Regions from separate parts of the Homo sapiens genome. Here region 2 is linked to region 1. Evidence: chromatin loops called from intact Hi-C (ENCODE). Cell type or tissue: mammary epithelial cell. All regions are shown on one strand. Links, peaks and the distances in the headings refer to the core of each region. The heading gives the core; the rest is flanking DNA. Region 1 overlaps LOC101928516 (a long non-coding RNA gene). Region 2 has its middle 150 kb from the start of CD109.

Region 1 (8,000 bases), core at 1-8,000:
CTGGTACTGTGAGTTCAAAGACATGGCTCCTATTTATAGTAGCTATGACCTCAGGTGTCCTGATCTTAAGTATAAAAACCCGTATGTATGTAATAATGTCTTATATTAACCAAACTTCTCTTTACTGTGTCTTGTATGCATTTGGCCTCAGAGTTGTATTTAGAGAGAAAACCTCCAAAACATGGAGATTTGGGAAAGGAGATGTGTGTGAATATTTGGGAAAGAAGTCTGTTTTGGAAGGCATTATTTTATTATTCTATCCAACCTTATTTTAAAAATACAGAAATAACCTCTAAGCTAGAACTGGGCTGTCTTAGTAAGCTTTTCATAAATACTGTTCAATTTTATTGAGCAGTCATAGAAGCTTAATTTGTACCTTAGTGTTTAGTGAAAACTGAATATTTAAAAGGTTAATCAAGTCATCTTTATATCCTCAATATCTAGCAACTATTTGTTCTTTGAATGAATGAAACTATGTGGTTCTCTAATATTAGAGACAGAACAAAGGAAAATGAACTTACATGGTTTTTTCTCCCCTTTGGGAGAAATATTTAACATGCTACAGAGAACCTATAGTTTTTAAAGATCCTCAGACCTTTAATAAAACCCTTTTTGCTTAGATTCAAGCAATTTTTATACTTTTGCTTTCATTAAAGCATATATTGAGCTTTGGAAACATATGAGAATTAAGTGGAATCACATAATATGAATTATGTTAGTTTTAGAAATATATTTTGTAACTGTCATGTTTTCTTTCATTCACCTCATTAATTTGAATTATTAAAATGTTATATTTATGTATATAACTTTCTTCTTACATATATGTAGTCTGTGCTCTTTATCTCACAAAGATCAATTGAGGATTTAAAAAATTTAAGTATCGCTGCTTGTAAGCAGTGAAACTATATTAATAGAAAAAACATCACAGAAAATAATTGGAAGATATAATTTAAATTAATTTATATAACCTAATTAAAAATAATTTTAAATAAATACCAGGTAAACTGTCTAGTAACAACTTCTCTTAGATAGGGATATGATTTTCCTGACATAACGGTGAGAACACAGTTGTCCTCAGACACTTAGACCAGAATTAAGGAAGTACTAGAGTACATGCCATGAAAGAAAGACTAGACTGAAGAACCTTTTGGGTGAATAATCCATTATGTCTTTCCCATCTGTTTTATGCTGTTCACATTCTCGCTATGTGAAGTTATTCAGCCACTGGAGGTCTCTGTTTCTCTGTATAATTTTAGCAAGATGCATGTTTATCATTATTTGTAAAGAGAACCATTCCCTTACAAAATCACTGATATTAAATAAGGGAAGCTAGTTAGCTACATTTCTGTTTTCAATAGCTAGAAACTGTATAAGCCTTCTATATGTTATAGTCACAGTTTCAGTTTATACAGGACAAAATTTGTGGCAATTATCTTGCGTGGGATTGGATGAATATCCACATTTCAGGATCTTCAAATAGCTTTGTCTTCAGTATTATTTCTATTTATGTGACAAAGCACCAACTATAATTGGTGAATTGATTTTGCCTTCTCTCAATTTTCTTATTTGGAAAATTTACATGTTTTTCTTTAAAATATAAAATAACCTGAATGTGTGTGTGTGTGTGTGTGTGTGTGTGTGTGTGTGCATATATACATATTTTTTTATTTTTTTTGTGAGATGGCATCTAAGATGCCATCATTCTAAGATACACCATTATTTTATGAATCAGTAAGATAAAAAAAAATTACCAAATTAAACCAGGACACAATATTTATTGTAATATGTATCTTGGTTTCTAGCTCTGTCACCCAGGTGGGAGTGCAGTGCCACAATATCACCTCACTACAGCCTTGACATCCTGGCCTCAGGTGATCCTTCTGCTTCTGCCTCCTGAGTAGCTGGGACCACAGGCACACACAATGAGCACAGGCAGTTAATTTTTAACTTATTTGTAGAGACAGGGTATCCCTATGTTGCCCAGGCCGGTCTTGAACTCCTGGACTCAAGTGATCCTCCCACCTTGGCCTCCCAAATTGCTGGGGTTATAGGTTTGAACCACTGCTCCCGGCTGTAAAATCCTTCTTCTAAAAGAAGGATTTCAAGGAATTAAGAGAATATTTGCCTACAAACTACCTTGAAATATATTTTAAGACTAATAAAAATTCAAGTTGGAACTATGTAAGGATTGAAATATTGAAAATGTTACAATTCCTGGAAGCAATGCCTCATAACCACAGATTTTAATGTTGAAAGTACATTTCTATGAAAAATTATTTACCGAAAACTTACATTATGTAAGGTAGTGTGCTGTTGAATGGGATATGCAGGCAATGAAGAGAAAGAGTGTTTTGAAGCAAGTTCTAGCAGACAGAGGTGAGGATAACACAAAAAATGTATTTAACAAAATACAGTACTATGGAGGCTCAAATATAAAAGAGATCACATCTGCTCCAATAACATCAGAAAAAAATTCTATGCATGCTGACATTGGGTGGGTGGGACTTTGATAGACAACTGTTTGGTCAGGGGTCAGGGCTGAGAAAATATGGGGTAATTTTGCAGAATAGCAGGTGGTATAGGTTGGTTGAAGGACAGAGTATATGACATGCAATGATGTGGTCAGGACTTTAAATTTCAGCCTGAGAATTAAGAATTTAATTTAAAGGGGTACAGGAAAAGATGAAATTCATACTTAATGAATTTATACTATAAGGCATTCCTATCTCTGGTACTTTTAAAATGATAACTCTTCTAAATATTACCACCATTTAATGGCCAATGATGCTTAGACAGAAGGAGATGAAGTTGTTTACATAAGGTGACAATTTTGCAAATTGATTAAGGAAAGAAGAGATATACACTTAATGTATATCACCAAATCTAAGATGCCATCATTCTAAGATACACCATTATTTTATGAATCAGTAAGATCGAAAAAATATTACCAAATTAAACCAGGACACAATATTTATTGTAATATGTATCTTGGTTTCAGAGATGGTAAAATATTTTTTAAAGGGTATCTTTAAATTGAGAAAATAAGCATACTTTTAAGAAACCAGGGGAAAGAAGAAAAGCTGGTCATTCCGGGTACCATACAAGAAGAGTAAACTATGAGCAAAGAGCTCCTAGTTATAATAAAAAGATGATAGTTTTGCAGGGTATCTTATAACTGTTGAATTGTTTTCACATACATTATTTCACTTGAGCCTCATAAAATCGCTGTTTCTATTATTATTTCCATTTGAAAACATAAAAAAGTAACTTGGTTATTATGTCTAGTGTGATCTAATTTTTAAGAAAATTTCAAATTGTATAATGCATACTATACAATACTATTTTTATTAGTAGAAATTATATACTAATTTACATATTATTTGTATAAAAATATAAGAAGATAGCAACTATAAGTAGAAGGATTGATCAGGGTGGGAAGTGGGGAGAGAGCAAGTGTTTCACTTTATATAATTTCATATTATTTGAGAGTTTTGCAGTAAGCGTGTATTTAAAATCCAATACAAATTTTTCAAAATGAGAGAAAAAACAAGGAAGATCTGCAGCGCAGAGAATGTCTGTGATTTTATGAAGGTCACACTGGTAGTAGTAGGTGGGAGAGTAGAGAAACACTGGAGCCTAAAGAACCACGCTCCTTACTGTTCTGTGGATATTGGTGGAGGCCAACAACCACTTATTTATTCAACAAAACAGGAAAGGAGGCTGGAAGGCAATTTTACTGGAAATCTATCCTTGAAAGAGAATTAATCATTGGGGGAATTATGCTAAATAATCTGCTTGCTTCTTCAAGTAGCCATTTTAATGCAGCTGAAATAAATAAGGATGTAAAAGGCAGTTTCAAAGGAGAAAGTCATTATACAGGGATCCATGTGAAGATGTGTATGGTTCAGGGTATTGAAAAAAGAGAAACTGGTCTACCTACATAGCCCAGTTTATAGCAACGAATGTTCATTGACCAAGTATGTATAAAAGCTGAAAGAAAGCAGGACCCATTTTGGGCAGTCTTAAGAAGGTATCCTCTTCAAAAGAAACACCACTAGATGTGCCAAAAGTCTTGGAAAAGCTATTTAAATGTGTACTGAAGTCTTGTGAAGAAATTTTAAAGGTGAATTCCATTTACCACACACAGGAAAGTATCTTAAAATACTTTTTCTTTCCATCTCACAATAGCTCAAACATTACTGTTTCACCCATGATACTTTCTCAAAATTCCCTAGAATTCACTCTCCAAACGCAGTTCACACTGCTCTTCCCATTCTTTTCATCGCCTTTCCGTCATTCTGGTTTAGTTATTTTCTCCTACTAGAGTGGTTAGCCACAACACACCAAAAAGGCTAGGCAAGCATATAATGAACCCTCCTTGGAAGAGAACCCTCCTTGGAAAGAGGCTCTGTGAACATGTATATAATCGGAATATAACTGAGTCCCATGTGACCCAGGGTCTGCGTTGTATCACTGTCAAAGAAACAGCAGTCTGACGCTAGAAGCCAAGACAAATAGTGTTGATCTTTAAGTGTTTTGAAAGAGAATAGTGCAGAGGTTTCACACAGCACTTTATGTATAAAGCTTCTTAAAAACTATTTCTACATCTCTCTTTGTCCCCAAAGTATCCAATTTAAAGGCAAAGGTTAGGAATCTCCAAGTAGGGGAATTTATTAGATCACCACTAGGGGGAGTGTGACAGTAGTTTGTGATATCCTGATAAAGGATTCATTCACGGCATTTCATTCGATCAATCAGCAAGTGTGTGACAAGCCACAGCTACAGGCCGGACACTGTGATAGGAACTAGGGACACCATAATGAATATGACACTTAGAGTCTGTCAGAAAATATACCTCAAGCCTTAAAATTGTATGAGTGTTATACTAATATCTTGCATAGCTAGCTCTGTGCTGGGTATTGTGCTAAAAGCTGTACATTTAATCTTCATTTAATCGTATAATATTTTCAAGAAAACAGCGTGATAAATACGACTATTAGCTCCATTCAACAAATAAAGAAAATTGGTGTTACTCAAGAACTTACCCAAAGTCACATGTTCAGTAAAAGCTGGAGCCAGGATTTAAAACAAAGTTTACCTAACTTCTGACCTGAAGTTCTTAGCCAATGTTAAAGTACTCTTGCTTTCTAGGAGGGAGGGAACAAAAAATGGTGCCATCGTGGAAATGAATAGAAAAGATTCTGCCCCCTCATTTCAAAAGTTGGGGGGCCTGCCAGCAGCCGAACTCAGGGAAACAAAAAGACAGAATATCCAGAGGAAAACCTCTTTGGAATGAGGTCCTGGTGGAGGCTACAAAACATAGCTTGGCTCATAGTGTGCAAAGCAAGGTATGGGGAATGGACCTTTAGTGAGGGGAGGCCAATTCTGCAAAGAGACTGTGTGGTCACCGTATGAATGGACTCTTAAAAGATTGGCATTGGTAGGAATCTCAATTTCTCTCAGGGATGCAACAAACATGAAAACGCGTATAATCAACAGCATCAGCTCTGACTTCAAAGCAGGTTTGGGATAGAGCTGCAACTCATTAGCTGTGGGGTGGGGCTTTGGGTAAATCCTTAACTTTTCTGCTCCCCAGTTTACTTATGCATAAGTAATTTGATGTTTAAAATGAGTAAGTAAGTGGTAATTGTTAAGATTATATTGTATATAAAAATTGCTTAGTCCAGTAACAGGTATGGAATATACCTGCAACAAATGATAGGTGTTACTATTGCAGGCTGTTTGCAGATTAAATGCTTCCCTTGTTGTTTTCTATGGACCAAATTTCTTTCTAGTGTTTTGAGAATTTAAACAAATAGATCTTGTTGGACTACTCAATATGCAATGTGTTTTTGGCATTCCAGATGGAGCATTACTAATTTTAATTCTTTTAATCTATTCCTTTAGTTACCATTTATGGCATTTACTACATCATACAGCACGCTAAGGAGTTTATATATATCATGGCATTTCATTCTCACAGCAAATCTACAAGGCGAGCACTATTATTAATCCTGTTTTAGAGATAAGGCTTCTTAGGCATGTGACTTGCTGAAGGCCACATACGGGTAGATCTTGGTGCCAGGTTTTGAGTTCATTTCTGCTACCTATGCTTAAACAGAGATATTTTCAAGAAGGTGACTAGTAGTCTCTCAGGTGGGGCAGTGGGGCAATCAGAGCTTCCTTTCTCTGTACACATGAGGCCTCCTTCTTGGCCCACCTTGCTTATAAGCTTTACCTTGATGCATGTCTAAGTCATCATGGAGAGCAAGATCACCTACATGGAGGAGAGGGGAGGGGGAGGTAGGACCAGTCGAGGAGGGCTTATGCTCCCACTCTGGAGGTGGCATCTAGGACTGTGATCCATGAGCTACTTTTGTAAATGGGGTTGAGTTAATGAGGCTCACCACTGCTGACAGGAATGGGCATGGGGACCGTGGTTTAGCTGTGGAATAGCTGTTGCTGGGACTACCTCCAGCTCTGGGCTGGGCCTTTTAGTATGTGTGATGTATTTCACATCCAGTGGCTCATCTGAAATCCTTTAAAATGCCCATGGGTCTCTGAGCTCTAGAGGTGAAGTATTATGAAAGGATGAATGTCCAGGGAGTGGCAAAGCTTGAGGAAATTCAAAGCTTTCCATGTAGTGAGAGCATGCAGCCACTCAGGCTCCATTTCTTCTTGGAAAGTTTTCTTTCTTTTTTCTTTTGGATATTCTATCTGACTGGGATTATCACATTTTGATTTTCTTGGAATGGCTCAGAGCTCAGAACTGTGGAAAATGGAAAGCTAGTGTGAATGTTCTTTCCTTTCTCAGGGATTTGGAGTCTTATTACTGTATGGTTTCAGCTTTCCATGATTTGTTATTTAATGTCGTGGTCTAAAGAAAGTGTAACACTATCATTTTGCTTTCCTGGGATTTCTGTCAGAGCTGTCATTGTTGATAATTTATAACCTATTCTATTTTCAAAAAAACATTTGAAGTAGTTTTCAATATGAAATAAATATAATACAGTACAATTATAAACATTCACATGTAGATCCAATATTTTAATTAAAAGGTGATAGCTAGATGTAGTCATTATATGGGATTAGTAAACTATTACAAGTGAAATTTAAATTTAGTTATGAGCTTCTTGGAAAACATGGTAAGGTCAACCTGATGGAGTTTACAGTTTTTCTGAACTGAGAAAAAAAGAAAGTAGAGTAAGACCTTCATATCCACTGGTTCTGCATCCGTGGATTCAACCAAATGCAGATCAAAAATATTTGGAAATCAAAGATTGTGTCTGTAGTCTGTATTAAACATGTGCATACTTTTTCTGGGTCAGTATTTCCAAAACAAAACAGTATGACAATGATTTATATAGCATTTACATCATATTAGGTATTATAGATACTCTAGAGATGATTTAAAATATATGGGAGAATGTGCAATGGTTATATCCAAACATTATACCATTTTTTATCAGGCACATAAGCATCCATGGATTTTGGTGTCCATGAGATGTCCTAGAACCAATCCCCAATGGATATTGAGAGATGAATGTATACAAGTTGTTCTTGTAGGGAGAGAATTCTTCCTGGAACAGTATTCTAGTTGAAGAAATGTGTAAGTTTTTGTATTATAGAAATATATGAGGGTATAGGTATAAATTTCTCCTTATATACATAAATAGATATATGTGTGCAGGTACACAAATGAAATATATACATATTTGCCCTGGTGTGTGTATGCATACAGACATGCATTCATATTTATTGTGTTGGGCAGACTAATGGCCACCCCCAGATGTCTACATCCTATTCCCTGGAATTTATTAATGGGTTAGGTTAGGGGAATTATTTTGCATATTAAGGTTGCTAGCAACTTAAATCTAGAATAGAGAGATTATCCTGGGTTTTTTGGGTTGGCCCAGTGCAATCACAAGAGTTCTTAGAAGAGAGAAGCAGAAGAGGTCAGAGTCATACAATATGAGAAGGACTCAACCTGCTGCCTTTGA
Region 2 (17,459 bases), core at 9,460-17,459, 240 kb before region 1:
TGTCTTCTTGACATCTTAGCATTTGGCACTGTTGACTACTCTTCTTCCTCAATCTCCTTTTTCCTTTACCTTCTTTTAAAAAAATTTTTAATGATTGTGGGTACATAGTAGGTGTATACATTTATGGGGTACATGAGATATTTTGATACAGGTATGCAATGTGTAGTAATCACATCAGGGTAAATGGGGTACCCATCACCTGGAGTATTTGTCCTTTGGATTACAAACAATCCAGTTATAATATTTTTGCTTTTAAAATGTACAATTAAATTATTATTGACTCTAATCCCCTGTTCTGCTATCAAATACTAGGTCTTATTCATTCTTTCTATTTTTTTGGACCCATTAACCATCCCCACTTCCCCCCATCCCCATGACTACCCTTCTGAGCCTCTGGTAACAATTCTCCTACTATCTCCATAAGTTCAGTTGTTTTAATTATTAGCTCACACAAATAAGTGATAATATGCAAAGTTTGTCTTTCTGTGCCTGGTTTATTTCACTTAACACAATGACCTCAAATTCCATCCATGTTGTTGCAAGTGACAGGATCTCATTCTTTTTTATGGCTGAATAATACTATGTTTTGTATATGTATCACTTTTCTTTATTCATTCATCTGTTGATGGACACTTATGTTGCTTCCAAATCTTGGCCATTGTGAATAATGCTGCAACAAACATGAGAGTGCAGATATTCCTTTGATATACTGATTTCCTTTCTTTTGGGTGTATACCCAGCAGTGCCATTGCTGGATCATATGATAGCTCTATTTTTAGCTTTCTGAGGAACCTCCAAACTGTTCTCCTTAGTGGTTATACTACTTTACATTCCTACCAACAGTGGATGAGGTTTCCCTTTTTTCTACATCCTCACCAGCATTTGTAATCACATGTCTTTTGGATAAAAGCCATTTTAACTGGGGTGAGGTGATATTGCATTGTAGTTTTGATTTGCATTTCTCTGATGATCAATGATGTTACACACCTTTTCATAAGCCTGTTTGCCATTTGTATGTCTTCTATTGAGAAATGTCTATTCGGATATTTTTCCCATTTTTGATTTTTATATTATGGTTATTAATCTCTTGTCGGATGAGTAGTTTGCAAATCTTTTCTCCCATTCGGTGGGTTGTCTCTTTATTTTGTTGTTTCCTTTGCTGTGCCAGTAGTTTTATAGTTTGAGGTCTTAGATTTAAGTCTTTAATAATCCATTTTGATTTGATTTTTGTGTATGGTGAGAGACAGGGTCTAGTTTCATTCTTCTGCATATGGATATCTAGTTTTCCCAGAATATTGAAGAGACTGTCATTTCCCCAATGTATGTTCTTGGCACCTTTGTTGAAAATGAGTTCTCTATAGATGTACGGATTTGTTTCTGGGCTCTATTCTGTTCCATTGTGTGCCTATTTTTATGCTAGTACCATATTGTTTTGGTTACTATAGTTTTGTAGTATAATTTGAAGTCAGGTAATGTGATTCCTCCAATTTCATTTTTTTTTTCTTGGTATAGCTTTGGCTATTCTGGGTATCTTGTGATTCCATATAAATTTTAGGATTTTTTTCTATCTCTGTGAAGAATGTCATTGATATTTTGATCTTTTGTATGTTGATCTGCAACTTGACTGAATTTGTTTATCAGTTCTAATAGTTTTTTGGTGGAGTCTTTAGGTTTTTCCAAGTACAAGATCATATCACCTGCAAACAAGGAAATTTGACAACTGCTTTTCTAATTTGGATACCCTTTATTTCTTATTCATGTCTGATTGCTCTGGCTAGAACTTCCAGTACTGTATTGAATAACAGTGGTAAAAGTGGGCATCCTTGTTGTGTTACAGATCTTAGGGGAAAGGTTTTCATTTTTTTCCCCATTCAGTATAATATTAGCTGTGGGTTTGTCATATATGCCTTTTATTATGTTCAGGTATGTTTTCTTTTATACCCAGTTTTTTGAGGGTTTTTATCATGAAGAGGTGTTCCATTTTATCAAAAATTTTTTTTAGTGTCAGTTGAAATGATCATATGTTGATATGGTTTGGGTGTGTCCCCACCAAATCTCGAATTGTATTTCTCAGAATTCCCACAAGTTGTGGGAGGGACCCAAGGGGAGGTGACTGAATCATGGGGGCTGGTTTTTCTGTGCTAGTCTCGTGATAGTGATTAAGTCTTATGAGATCTGTTGGGTTTAGCAGGGGTTTCTGCCTTTGCTCATTTTCCTCATTCTCTCTTGCTGCTACCATGTAAGAAGTGCCTTTTGCTTCCTGCCATGATTCTGAGGCCCCCCCAACTATGTGGAACTGTAAGTCCAATTAAACCTCTTTTTCTTCCCAGTCTCGGGTATGTCTTTGTCAGCAGTGTGAAAACAGACTAATACAATAAATTGATACCAGTAGGGCATTACTGAAAATATACCTGAAAATGTAGAAGGAACTTTGGAACTGGGTAACAGGCAGAGAATGGAACAGTTTGAAGGGCTAAGAGGAAGACAGGAAAATGTGGGAAAGTTTGTTACTTCCTACAGACTTGTTGAATTGCTTTGCCCAAAATGCTGATAGCGATATGGACAATAAAATCCAGGCTGAGGTGGTCTCAGATGGAGATGAGGAATTTATTGGGACTGGAGCAAAGGTGACTCTTGTTATGTTTTAGCAAAGAGATTGGTGGCATTTTGCCCATGCCCTAGAGATTTGTGGAACTTTGAACTTGAGAGAGATAATTTAGGGTACCTGGCAGAAGAAATTTCTAAGCAGCAAAGCATTCAAGAGGTGACTGGGGTATTGTTAAAAACATTCCATTTTAAAAGAGAAACAGAGCATAAAAGTTCATAAAATTTGCAGCCTGACTATGCAATAGAAAAGAAAAACCCATTTTCTGGGGAGAAATTCAAGCTGGCTGCAGAAATTTGCATAAGTAACAAGGAGCCTCATGTTAATCCCCAAGACCATGGGGAAAATGTCTCCAGGCCATGTCAGAGACCTTCATGGCAGCCCCTCCCATCACAGGCCTGGAGGCCCAGGAGGAAAAAACAGTTTTGTGGGCTAGGCCCAGGGTCCCCATGCTATGGGCAGCCTAGGGGCTTGGTGCCCTGCATCCCAGCCACTCCAGCTGTGGCTGAAAGGGGCCAACATACAGCTCAGGCTGTGGCTTCAGAGGGTGGAAGCCCCAAGCCTTGGAAGCTTCCATGTTGAGCCTGTGGGTACACAGAAGTCAAGAATTGAGGTTTGGGAACCTCTACCTAGATTTCAGAAGATGTATGGAAATGCCTGAATGCCCAGGCAAAAGTTTGCTGCAGTGCTGGGGCCTTCATGGAGAACCTCTGCTAGGGCAGTGCAGAAGGGAAATGTGAGGTGGGAGCCCCCACACAGAGTCCCTAGTGGGGTGCTGCCTAGTGGAGTTGTGAGAAGAGGGCCACCAATACCTTCAACCTTGCACCTGGAAAAGCCACAGACACTCAGTGCCAGCCCGTGAAAGTAGCTGGGAGGGAGGGTGTACCCTGCAAAGCCACAGGGGCAGAGCTGCCAAAGATCATGAGAATCCACCTCTTGCATCAGCGAAACCTGGATGTGAGACCTGAAGTCAAAGGAGATCATTTTGGAGCTTTAAAATGTGACTGCCCCACTGGATTTCAGACTTGCATGGGACCTGTAATACCTTTGTTTTGGCCAATTTCTCTAATTTGGAATGGCCATATTTACCCAATATCTGTACCCCCATAGTATCTAGGAAGCAACTAGCTTGCTTTTGATTTTACACGTTCATAGGCAGAAGGGACTTGTCTTGTCTTAGATGAGATTTTGGACTGTGGACTTTTGGATTAATGCTGAAAGGAGTTAAGACTTTGGGGGACTATTGGGAAGGCATGGTTGGTTTTGAAATGTGACGACATGAGATTTGGAGGGGCTAGGGGCAGAATGATATGGTTTGGCTGTGTCCCCACCAAATCTCAACTTGAATTGTATCTCCCAGAATTTCTATGTGTTGTGGGAAAGACCCAAGGGGGAGGCAATTTAGTCATGGGGGCTGGTTTTTTCTGTGCTATTCTCATGATAGTGAATAAGTCTCACAAGATCTGATGGGTTTATCAGGGGTTTCCACTTTTGATTCTTTCTCATTTTCTCTTGCTGCTGCCATGTAAGAAGTGCCTTTTGTCTCCTGCCGTGATTCTGAGGCCTCCCCAGCCATGTGGAACCTCTTTTTCTTCCCAGTCTCTGGTATGTCTTTATCAGCAGCATGAAAACAGACTAGTACATATGGGTTTTGTCCTTCTTTCTGTTGATATGATGTATCACATTGATAAATTTGCATATGTTGAGCCATCTTTGCATCCCTGGGATAAATCCACTTGGTCATGATGAATGATCTTTTTAATGCATTGTTAAATCTGATTTGCTAGTATTTTGTTAAGGATTTTTGCATCAATATTCATCAGGGATATTGGCCTATAGTTTTCCTTTTTTGATGTGCCTTTGTCTGGTTTTGGTATCAGGGTAATACTGGCCTTGTAGAATGAGTTTGGAAGTATTTCCTTCTCCTCTACTTTTTGGAATAGTTTAAGTAGAATTGGTATTAGCTCTTTAAATGTTTGGTAGAATTCAGCAGTTAAACCATCAGGTCCCAGTTTTTTTTTCCCGGGAGACTCTATTATGACTTCAATCTCATTACTTGTTATTGGTCTATTCAGCTTTTGGATTTCTTCATGGTTCAATCTTGGTAGTTTTTATGTGTTTAGGAATTTATCCATTTCTTCTTGATTTTCCAATTTATTGGCATATAGTTGCTCATAATAGCCACTAATGATCCTTCAAATTTCTGTGGTATCAACTGTAATGTCTCCTTTTTAATCTCTGATTTTATTTATTTGGTTCTTCTCTGTTTTTTAATATTGTTTAGTCTGGCTACAGGTTTTTCAATTTTGGTAATCTTTTCAAAAAACCAACTTTTCATTTCATTGATCTTTTTTATTGCTCTCTTCATTTCAATTTCGTTCATTCCTACTCTGACTTTTATGATTTTTTCTTTTACTAATTTTGAGTTTGGTTTGTTTCTGCCTTTCTAGTTCTTTAAGATGCATTGTTAGGTTGTTTATTTGTAGTTTTCCTGCTTTTTTGCTACAGGCAGTTATAGCCATAAACTTTCTTCTTAGTGTGACTGTCTCTGTATCACATAGGTTTTGGTATGTTGTATATCCATCGCTTATTTAAAATTTTTTCAATTTCTTTCTTAATTTCTTTATTGACCCACTGGTCATTCAGAAACATATTGTTTAAGTTCCATGTGTTTCTTATACAAAAATTAATTCAAGATGGATTAAAGACTTAAACATTAGACCTAAAACCATAAAAACCCTAGAAGAAAACCTAGGCATTACCATTCAGGACATAGGCATGGGCAAGGACTTCAGGTCTAAAACACCAAAAGCAATGGCAACAAAAGCCAAAATTGACAAATGGGATCTCATTAAACTAAAGAGCTTCTGCACAGCAAAAGAAACTACCATCAGAGTGAACAGGCAACCTACAAAATGGGAGAAAATTTTCACAACCTACTCATCTGACAAAGGGCTAATATCCAGAATCTACAATGAACTCAAACAAATTTACAAGAAAAAACAAAAAACCCCATCAAAAAGTGGGCGAAGGACATGAACAGACACTTCTCAGAAGATGTTTATGCAGCCAAAAGACACATGAAAAAATGCTCATCATCACTGGCCATCAGAGAAATGCAAATCAAAACCACAATGAGATAACATCTCACACCAGTTAGAATGGCAATCATTAAAAAGTCAGGAAACAACAGGTGCTGGAGAGGCTGTGGAGAAATAGGAACACTTTTACACTGTTGGTGGGACTGTAAACTAGTTCAACCATTGTGGAAGTCAGTGTGGCGATTGCTCAGGTATCTAGAACTAGAAATACCATTTGACCCAGCCATCCCATTACTAGATATATACCCAAAGGACTATAAATCATGCTGCTTTAAAGACATGTGCACAAGTATGTTTATTGTGGCACTATTCACAACAGCAAAGACTTGGAACCAACCCAAATGTCCAACAACGATAGACTGGATTAAGAAAATGTGGCACATATACACCATGGAATACTATGCAGCCATAAAAAATGATGAGTTAATGTCCTTTGTAGGGACATGGATGAAATTGGAAATCATCATTCTCAGTAAACTATCGCAAGGACAAAAAACCAAACACCGCATGTTCTCACTCATAGATGGGAATTGAACAGTGAGAACACATGGACACAGGAAGGGGAACATCACACTCTGGGGACTGTTGTGGGTTGGGGGGAGAGGGGAGGGATAGCATTAGGAGATATACCTAATGCTAAATGATGAGTTAATGGGTGCAGCACACCAGCATGGCACATGTATACATATGTAACAAACCTGCACATTGTGCACATGTACCCTAAAACTTAAGGTATAATAATAAAAAAAAAATCAAAGACTGCAAAAAAAAAAAATAAGTTCCATGTGTTTGTATAGTTTCCAAAATTCATGTTGTTACTGATTTCTAGTTTTCTTTCATTGTGGTTAGAAAAGATGCTTGATATTATTTCAGTTTTTTTTTTAATGTTTTAGACTTGTTTTGTGACCTATGGGCTATCCTTGAGAATGATCCATGTGCTGAGGAGAAGAATGTGTATTCTTCAGCCACTGGATAAAATGTTTTGTAAATATTTATTGGGTCCATTTGTTTTCTAGTACAGCTTAAGTCTGATGTTTCTTTGTTGATTTTCTGTCTGGAAAATCTGTCTAATGCTGAAAGTTGGGGGTTGAAGTCTCCAGCTATTATCATGTTGGGGGTCTATTTCTCTCCTCAGCTCTTATAATATTTGCTTTATATATCTTGGTGTTCCAGTGTTGGGTGCATAAACATTTACAATTATTATATCCTCTTGCTGAATTGATCCCTTTTATGATTATATAATGGCTTTGTCTGTTTTTGTAGTTTTCATCTTGAAATCTATTTTGTATGCAATAAGCATAGCTACTCCTGCTCTTTTTGGTTTCCATTGGCATGGAATATCTTTTTCCAACCCTTCATTTTCAATATATTTATGTCTTTATAGGTAAAGTGTGTTTCTTGTAGGCCAGAGATTACTGGGTCTTGTTTTTAAAATCCATTCAGCCACTCTTTATTTTGATTGGAGAGTTTAGTCTATTTACATTTAATATTATTATTGATAAGTAAAGACCTACTCCTGCCATTTTGTCATTTGCTCTCAGGTTGTTTTGTGGTCTTCTCTTTCTTCTTTCCTTCCTTCCTGTATTCCTTTTAGTGAAGTTGACTTTTTCTTGTGGTATGCTTTAATTTCTTGCTTTTTATTTTTTATGTGCCCATTGTATATATTTTGATTTCAGTTTATGGCTTGCAAATAATATCTTAAACATTATGTTAAATTGATGAGAAGTTAACACTGATTGCATGATCAAACAAACAATAGGAAAATGAAAAAAAACTCAACACTTTAACTTTGTCCGCCTGCTTTTTAACTTTTCATAGTTTCTATTTATAGCTTATTGTACTGTCTATTTCTTGAAAAGTTGTTGTAGTTATTATTTTTGATTGGTTTACCTTTTAGTCTTTCTACTTAAGAGTAGTTTATGTACCACAATTACAGTGCTATAATATTTTGTGTTTTTGTGTGTACTTAGAATTACCAGTGAGTTTTTTATCTTCAGAAAATTTCTTACATTCATTAATTTTTTTTTCTTTCTGATTGAAGTACTCCCTTTAGCATATCTTGTAGGACAGGTGTTGATAAAATCCCTCAGCTTTTGTCTGGGAAAGTCTTTATTTCACCTTCAGGTTTCAAGGATATTTTTGCTGGATATACCATTCTAGGATAAAAGTTTTTTCCCTTCCAGACTTTAAATATGTTATGCCACTCTCTCCTGATGTGTAAGGTTTCCACAGAAAAGTCTTCTGCCAGGGGTATTGGAGCTCCATTGTATGTTATTTGTTTCTTTTCTCTTGCTGCTTTTAAGGTCCTTTCTTTATCCTCAACCTTTGGAATTTTGACTATTATATGTTTTGAGGCAGTGTTCTTTGAGTTAAATATGCTTGGAGTTCCATAACCTTCTTGTGCTTGGATATTTATATTTTTCTCTAGGTTTGCAAGGTTCTTTGTTATTATCCCTTTAAATACATTTTCCACTCTTATATATTTCTCTGCCTCCTCTTTAAGGCCAATAACTCTTAGATTTGCCCTTTTATGGTCATTTTCTAGATCTTGAAGGCATGCTTTATTCTTTTTTATTCTTTTTTTTCTTTTATCTCCTTAAATGATGTGTTTTCTTTTTTCTTTTTTTTTTTTTTTTGTGAGCAACATGGTTGTTTATTTCACCTGGGTGCAGGTGGGCTGAGTCCGAAAAGCGAGTCAGCGAAGGGAGATAGGGGTGGAGCCGTTTTATAGGATTTGGGAAGGTAATGGAAAATTACAGTCAAAGGGGTTGTTATCTGGTGGGCAGGGGTGGATCTCACAAAGTACATTCTCAAGGGTGGGGAGAATTACAAAGAACCTTCTTAGGGGTGGGGGAGACTACAAAGTACCTTCTTTTTTTTTTTTTATTGATCATTCTTGGGTGTTTCTCACAGAGGGGGATTTGGCAGGGTCATAGGACAATAGTGGAGGGAAGGTCAGCAGATAAACAAGTGAACAAAGGTCTCTGGTTTTCCTAGGCAGAGGACCCTGCGGCCTTCCGCAGTGTTTGTGTCCCTGGGTACTTGAGATTAGGGAGTGGTGATGACTCTTAAGGAGCATGTTGCCTTCAAGCATCTGTTTAACAAAGCACATCTTGCACCGCCCTCAATCCATTTAACCCTGAGTGGACACAGCACATGTTTCAGAGAGCACAGGGTTGGGGGTAAGGTCATAGATTAACAGGATCCCAAGGCAGAAGAAGTTTTCTTAGTACAGAACAAAATGAAAAGTCTCCTATGTCTACTTCTTTCTACACAGACACAGCAACCATCCGATTTCTCAATCTTTTCCCCACCTTTCCCCCTTTTCTATTCCACAAAACCGCCATTGTCATCATGGCCCGTTCTCAATGAGCTGTTGGGTACACCTCCCAGATGGGGTGGTGGCTGGGCAGAGGGGCTCCTCACTTCCCAGTAGGGGCGGCCGGGCAGAGGCGCCCCTCACCTCCCGGATGGGGCGGCTGGCCGGGCGGGGGCTGACCCCCCACCTCCCTCCCAGACGGGGCGGCTGGCCGGGCGGGGGCTGACCCCCACCTCCCTCCCGGATGGGGCAGCTGGCCTGGCAGGGGCTGACCCCCCACCTCTCTCCCGGATGGGGTGGCTGCCGGGCGGAGACGCTTCTCACTTCCCAGATGGGGTGGCTGCCGGGTGGAGGGGCTCCTCACTTCTCAGACGGGGCGGCTGCCGGGCGGAGGGACTCCTCACTTCTCAGACGGGGCGGCCGGGCAGAGATGCTCCTCACCTCCCAGATGGGGTCGTGGCCGGGCAGAGGTGCTCCTCACATCCCAGACGGGGCAGAGGCGCCCCCCACATCTCAGATGATGGGCGGCCGGGCAGTGACGCTCCTCACTTCCTAGATGGGATGGTGGCCGGGCAGAGACGCTCCTCACTTTCCAGACTGGGCAGCCAGGCACAGGGGCTCCTCACATCCCAGATGATGGGCGGCCAGGCAGAGACGCTCCTCACTTCCCAGAAGGGAAGAGAGGCTGCAATCTCGGCACTTTGGGAGGCCAAGGCAGGCGGCTGGGAGGTGGAGGTTGTAGCGAGCCGAGATCACGCCACTGCACTCCAGCCTGGGCACCATTGAGCACTGAGTGAACGAGACTCTGTCTGCAATCCCGGCACCTCGGGAGGCCGAGGCTGGCGGATCACTCGCGGTTAGGAGCTGGAGACCAGCCCGGCCAACACAGCAAAACCCTGTCTCCACCAAAAAAATACGAAAACCAGTCAGGCGTGGTGGCGCGCGCCTGCAATCGCAGGCACTGGGCAGGCTGAGGCAGGAGAATCAGGCAGGGAGGTTGCAGTGAGCCGAGATGGCAGCAGTACAGTCCAGCTTCAGCTTGGCCTCAGAGGGAGACCGTGGAAAGAGAGGGAGAGGGAGACCGTGGGGAGATGGAGAGGGAGAGGGAGAGGGAGAGCAAATGATGTATTTTCAAAAGTTTATCTTCAAGCTCACTAATTATTTCTTCTGCTTGATCATTTCTGCTACTAAGAGACTCTGATGCATTATTCAATATGTCAATTATATTTTTTAACTCCAGAATTTGTTTGATTCTTTTAAATTATTTCAATTTCTTTGTTAAATTTATCTGATATAATTCTGAATTCTTTCTCAATATTATTTTGAATTTTTTTGAGTTTCCTCAAAATAGCCATTTTGAGTTCTCTCTGAAAGGCCACATATCTTTGTTTCTCCAGGATTGGTCCCAGGTACCTTATTTAATTCATTTGCTAAGGTCATGTTTTCCTGAATGGTCTTGATGCTTGCAAGTGTTTGTTGGTGTCTAGGTATTGAAGAGCTAGGTATTTCTTGTAGTCTTCACAGTCTGGGCTTATTTGTACTTGTCCTTTTTGGGATGGCTTCTCAGGTATTCAAGGGTACTTGGGTGTTATGATCTGAGCCATATCTGCATTAGGGAGCACGAGCACCTCCAGCCCAGTAACATTGTGCTTCTCGCAGACTTAGTGGTCTTGGATAAGGTCTGGAAGAATTCTCTGGGTTGCCAGGCAGATACTGTTGTTCTTGTCACTTACTTTCTCCCAAACGTCTTTCTCTCTGTTCTGAGTCACCTAGAGTTGAGTGAGGGGTGACCCATGTACTCCTGTGGCCATCGCTGAGACTGTACTGGGTCATATCTGAAGTCAGTACAGCACTGGGTCTCACCCAAGGCCCACTGTAACCACTACCTGGCTACCACCTATGTTTGTTTAAGACCACAGGACTCTACAGTTAGCAGGTGGTGAAGCCAGCCAGGCTTGTATTCTTCCCTTCAAGGTAGCAAGTTACCCCAGCCCCTGGACAGGTCTAGAGATGCTATCCAGGAGCCAGGGAGTGGAGTCAAAAACCTTAAACATCTGCCTTTTGTTCTATTTTACTACAGCTAAGCTGGCATTCAAACCATGAGACAAAGTTCTTCCCATTTTTCCTTCCCCTTTCCACAGGCATAGGAGTCTCTTCCTATGGCCATCACCACCACAGGCCTATGGAAAGTACTGGCAGGCTATGGCCAATGTTCTCTTAAGGCCCAAGAGCTCTTCAGTGAGCTTGTGGTGAATGCTGCCAGGCCTGGGACTCACCCTTCAGGGCAGTGGACTCCTCTCTGGACCAGGACAGGTCCAAAACTGTCATCCACAAGCCAAGGCCCAGAATTGAGGACCCCAAGAGCCTTCTTGGCATTGTACTCCACTGTGGTTGAGCTGGTATCTGTATCCTGATTTCTGCTTCTTATAAGATGTTCTTTTTTGTATAGATAGTTATTAAACTTGGCTTTCCTGCAGGGGGGACAATCAGTGGAGGCTTCTATTCAGCCCTCTTGCTCTGCCCCCTCCTTTGCCTTCTATGTTCGCACACTCTCCCATTTGTCAGATGCATTTTCTGTTTCCTTTGAATTCTCATTTCCTTTTGTATATTCTTTATGTGCAGACTTGAGGTATTTTGGAGGTATTATCAGTAAGACTTGGGAATAGATGGGATGTAGGAAGTGAGGAAAAGAGAAGATTCAAAAAGTCTGGCCTTACCTCTAAATATGAAGAGCCCAGAAAAAGAAAAAATGTCTGGCCTTAGTAACTAGGGGATAGGAGAAAGGCACTTATTGAGATGAAGAAAGACTGAGAAAGTGAAAATGTGTGTGTGTGTGTGTCTGTGTTTATCAAGGATTCATTTGAGTGAAGCTTATTTCATCTCATTTCATCCCAGTGAGGAGAACCAGTAGATAGTCAGGACCTGTGAGTAATCTGCCAACGCACAGAATAATGACGTATTAACTAATTATTCTTATATAACACTCTACTCCTATTTTTCTTCTTTTGTAATTTAGAGGAATTTAAACATTATTGAGGAATTCAGAAAAATCCAAAGGAATTCATACTGTGAACATTGGTGTGGGCCATAGAATTTTACTTTAAAAAATTTTTAATTTTGAAATAATTATAGACTCACAAAAAGTTGTACAATAGTACACAGAGGTCCTGTATGCCTGTCATCCAGTGTCCCCCAACAGTGACATCTTATCTAACTATGGTGCATTATTGAAGGCAGAACATTGATTAGCAGGAAACAGTTAACTGGACTACAGACCTTACTTGGCTTCAAGTTCTTTTTACAAGCATTTATTTTTACATGTTTTTTTGTATAATTTTAGGACATTTTCATCACAGGTACAGATTTATGTAACTACCATTTATAGTTAAGACACAGATTTGTTTACTCATCACAAAGGGACTTCTTCATGCTGCTTAGGGTCATCCCCTCCCTATCCTTCCTTAATCCCTAGTAACTACTTATCTATTCTCTGTCTTGATAATGGTAATTTTGAGAATGTTATACAAATGAAATCATACAGTATGTAAGCTTTGATGATTTTTTTTCCATTGAGCAAAATGCACTTAAGATCATCCAAGCTGTCGTGTGTATCAATGTTCATTTCCTTTTACTGCTGAGCAGCATTTCAAGGATTTGGTTTTGATACCCTGCTGGAGTTTTAGCTATGGAGTGTATATTACTTTGCCAACCTGATATAGTGTTCAAATAAAATAATTGAAGTTGATATATTGGGGCATAATAGGCATGACAAAGGAAGAAGAGTCACAAAGAATGAAATCCTCAGCCATTCTCAGGAGAAAACAATAGGGTTGAGAATAATGCTTAGATACCAACACTTCCCCAAATGGTATTTTATAGGATGCTAGCAGGTCTAACGTGAAAAAAAAGTATTTAATGGCAAAGTTTAGGAAATCACAAAAAATGTCATTGCTGTAGGATTTATCTTTAATATAACAATGTATATTTTGAATTCTAAAAGGATATGATATTCCATGCTTTCTGAACCTTTAGCCCACCACATGAATGTCATTTCACCCAGAATATCTCTGGGCTTTTTCCAGGGAAAATATTTTAGATAAAGCTGTTGTAAGTTAATACACAATATGTAAGTACTAAAATAATCGTGAAGTTTTATTGAGTAGTCAGATGTGTTTATTAAATTGGTTTTAAGGTTTATGACAGGGGTAAAATACAATAGAGTTACTCTAATGGTGGAAATATAACAACCAGATATTCAAAATGGAAATTATCTTGTATGACATAAAAATATGCGACCACTAGGGGGCAGAAGAGGATTAGAGGGAAGAAAGTACCTCCCCCAAATTGTTGCCTAATTTTAATGTTCCTGTTGAATACTAAGAATGAAATGAGATCGGAGGGCTTTTTCTCTTTTCTGGGAAAACAGGTGATAAGGTTATTACAATAATCTGCTTACTTCTGTTACCACATACTTTTTAGGATGCATTCTTATTTTTGGCATGTAATTTATGCATAATAATTTGTTATTCTTAGAGTAAAAAAAAAAACCACGTACAGAGTGGGAGTTTCTTTTTGACTTTATAAAAGTAAATCCTGATTTTCAAAACTGAAGAGATCATTAACCTTTGGACAGTTTAGAAAGAGGTACTATTGCCAGATTCTACTGTCATTTCTCTAGCCTGTTTTGGTTAGGGAATAAGTTATGGCAAGTAAAGTTTGACCTAGAATTTGTGGAATTTTAATCTCCTAATGGAATCAAGAATCCTGATTAATCATAGAACACGTATTTATTACTATCTTTTTCCACCTACTTTTGCTTTGTACTTGAAGTATGTTTCTCCCCAGTGCGTCCTCTTTTATAGTCATAGCTGGAGAAGAATAAACATAACAGAAAAAACAGCAAAATGGACTTGTTAGTGGAGGTTTGGTTGCCTGGAGGGCTTCTCAAAGCCTATCTTCATTGTACAGCACTCACCTTCCACATGTTCTTTTTCATTGTGAACTAGCTTTTCTATATAGACACGTTTTATGATAATCCAGGAAACGCTTCTCGTTTGGGAGGACTGTCTAGAAATTCTCTAACAGGAAAGTGCATTACTGGATTTGATACCATAATGAAGGAAGCTTACCTCCATAAGGCCCAGCCATCCTCTTTTTCCCTTCCTTCAATTGAATACTTGTTTGTGATACACTTGTCCTGGTGAGAGAGGGAAGGTCCTGGGGTGGGAGTTTCATCTCCCTAAAGGAGACAGTAATTCCTGGGGCCATCATCTGGGGAAGTTGTGGGTCTTCAGAAAGAAAACTGGAAACCAGGAGGTGGGAGAGGGAGCTCTTGCCTTTCTCTGGGTATTGCTGTCTTGACTTTGGGCAGGGATGTTTAGATACACCCGAGGATGCTCTCAGGAAGGAGGGGTTTAAGATGCCTCTGCCATACAGACAGGCTGGGAAACAGGGAGAAGGGTGAAGATGGGTGAACTACACCACCTAAACCAGATTATTTAGTTGCCCATTTTTTTTCCTTATTCTGTTTTCCCTTAGATGTTAGTGATTTCTAAATGTTTTGGACCTATTTCAGCTATACTGAATGGAATTTAAGGAAGTTAAAATTGTAATGGCAGAGCCATGCCTCCAGGTGAGGCCAGTGTAGAAGTGGTAGCTTTAATAGATGAGATGTTGAAAGCAGAAATTTGAATGTCAGGGTTAAAAAGCTAGAGTCACAGGGCCTAGCCCTCCTTTCTCATGAGAGCTTTTGTTTGTTCATTGCCACCTTAAAGGGTGATGGGGATTCCACTCAGAGTAGGACCCGTGCAAAGAGGGGACAGTTGGTATTTCTTTTCCCATAAAATGCTACAGAGAGCTGCACTCTAAGCTTCCCCCTTGACAGAGTTCTTTCAAATCTATCAGTGATTAGGTAGAAGGAGAAGGCCAAGTAGGGGACTTATCTGTTTATTATCAATTTAGAACTGACTCTCTCACCCAGCTGTTTTCAGGTGAGGAAACCAGAAACAGGTTCAGAGAGGCCGAGTAATGTTCCCAACGTTACAAGGTTAAAGTTGGGGCAGGGGCTAAAACAGGTTTCCTGCATCCAAGTTGTTTTCACATTTCCCCAGATTGGGATGTTTTCACTTTCTTGGCTAGATCTTACTCTGCAATGATACAGAAGTGTCAAGGTACAAGAGACAGAGACCAGTGAAAAGAGGTTTCTACAGGTTCTTTACTTCAAGACAGTGCTGAGCAATATTAGGTGTTAATTGCATTGTCTGCAGGCCCTGTGTTGAAAGTGGGGTTATTTCAAGGACTCTGGGACCCCGAACTTTGTGGCCTATTGGTTGAAGGGCTGAAATAGAAGGATTCTCCTGTGCCTGCATTTGAAAGCATGACAAAGTGAGTGCTTCAGAGGAGTGTGTGTGTGTGTGTTTGTGTGTGTCTAGGTGTAACTCCTTTTACTGCTTCTTTGGGAAAGATATGTTGTGCCAGGTTGCCAGTGTGCCAGATCACTACCCTCTTCCTTTATCCAGTACACAGAAGGATAAATCCTCTCTAATGTTGGGGGGACGTGAAAGAAGCAAGCCATCCCAATTTTAAACAAAGGGGCATTGAGCAGGAGAGTCCAGATGTTTCATTTTCTTTTCCTCAGGGCCGTTTATTTCCTGGGAAAAGAACACCAAGATGTTGATGACAATTGCTTAATAATCACAGAGTATGGACTCTGCTCCTGTGAGAAAGGAAAATCATCATATGACATTGTCAAGGGGCTCATCTGTAACACTTGTCCAGTTTTCTCTCCAATAGGGCAGCTGTTGCTGACCACCATGTGCCACTTGTGGCAGCAGCTGACATTGATTGCTTGACTACAATGTGCCCGGCATTGTTCTAAGTTCTTTACATGTTTAATGCCAGGTAATCCTTCCAAATGCCTTACAGGGTAAGTGCAATATTACAGACAGAGACACTGACAAATGAGGTGAACTATATATCACATGATAGTAGGTGTATAACCTGGACTGAAATCCTAGCGATCTGGTTCCAGAGCATGTATTACTAACCATTATACCACCCTGCCACCTCATTTCACTCACCTGACTTTCACCAAATCCTATTGACCAAGATTAAATCTTTCAGAATTGATCCACAATCCCCTAGCTCCTGGTGTGATCACATACGTTGAAGATGTATGTTTTGCTTGGGGAAAGCAATCTAGAGTAAAAACTGGAGTTTGATGATAAAATAATACAATGCCATTTCAGGAATAATGTTATCTGGGATGTCATTCTGTATTCTTAACTTGATATTATCTTCAAATATACAACTAATATGTATCAAAATATTATTTAGTACTTAACTAAATGGAAAGCAAATGCTTTAAATTTATTGCCTCTTAATTCATCTAGCCACCAAATGGAGAAAGTACAATTATTGTCCCTAGTTTAAAGATGAGCTTAGGGTTGTTGAGTTATTTCCCAATGTTATATAGCTTCTTAAGAGCAGATGTGAGATTTGAACCCACACTGTGACTCCAGTGCCCACATTCTTAATCACCAAGTTTATATCAGCATTCTAGTTGGCTCTCTTGCAATTCAGGACAGACATCTTTCCAATCAGTGAGCATTCCTGAGGATCTGGGAGCAGTATAGGCTTGGTCTTTATGTTCTTGAATTTTGTTTTGCTGATTCTGTTCTTCTCTTGAACCATCTGTGTGCCATTCTTTCTTTCTTTAGTATTCAGCTTTTATCATCTGGCTTTGATTTGCTCAAACTCTTTTCTTCATGCAATTTGTATTGTTTTGGTTTCTTTTTCTATGGAAACCATTTTTTTGGTAGTTAATACAATAATACATGTTTTTACTACTTTAAAGTCTTCTTCTTTCACTATAGTAAAGGAATTCGTATAATATGATGATTGGTGTTTTTAGTAAAAATTACACATAATGATACACATATATAATTTTAAGTTTATAAACTTTAAGCCCTGTAATTATCCTTATGAATTGTTTGTCAAACACCACAACTGACCCAAGCTTGCTTGCCAATGCCACCTTTTCCCTGCGGTTAGATTTGTAGAGTGTAGAAAAGTTTCTGCCCTAAAATATTTGTTAATGGCATAGAGAAATAAGGTGTTATATCCAGAAAGTCTTGTGAAACTGCTCATAGGATCACTCAAGAAGGACCATGTATTATCATAAGAGCCAAATGGATTGTTTCGATTTGCAGAGTGGGATGCAGCCCTTGGGAAAGGGGTTTGGGACATGTAAATTCCTCCCTAGTACAGAGCAGTTTTTTTAAGGTATGTATGGGTGGACCAGTGAACTTACAGAATCTGATAACTTTGGAGAATGTAGGTGCCAGTAAGAGGAAAGGATATGAAGAGAAAATGAGGAATTTGGAAAAGTATGGAAAGCTAAATATGTGTATGGGTTTGTAACAGACATCCATGT

The links. A loop is a pair of places that touch in the nucleus more often than their neighbours do. Peaks named below come from ENCODE experiments on the same cell type or tissue, not always from the same donor. Only the 100,000 strongest peaks of a DNase experiment are listed, where the experiment ranks them.
Region 2: it touches region 1 in a loop (14-fold over the local background); 4 of 110 quality-filtered maps call a loop at or near these places.

What each region holds. Positions count from the first base shown.
Region 1 is chr6:74,086,875-74,094,874 of GRCh38, forward strand. All of the region lies in intron 1 of LOC101928516 (a long non-coding RNA gene), which reads left to right. Among named protein-coding and RNA genes, the nearest start is that of CD109, 390 kb to the left of the region's middle. In mammary epithelial cell, for the core only: a CTCF peak has its summit at 4,669 (motif pointing right); no DNase peak of the experiment used is centred there; H3K27me3 peaks cover 255 bases.
Region 2 is chr6:73,841,857-73,859,315 of GRCh38, forward strand. No RefSeq gene overlaps it. Among named protein-coding and RNA genes, the nearest start is that of CD109, 150 kb to the left of the region's middle. RefSeq lists an enhancer at 9,360-9,943. In mammary epithelial cell, for the core only: CTCF peaks have their summits at 13,335 (motif pointing right) and 14,662; no DNase peak of the experiment used is centred there.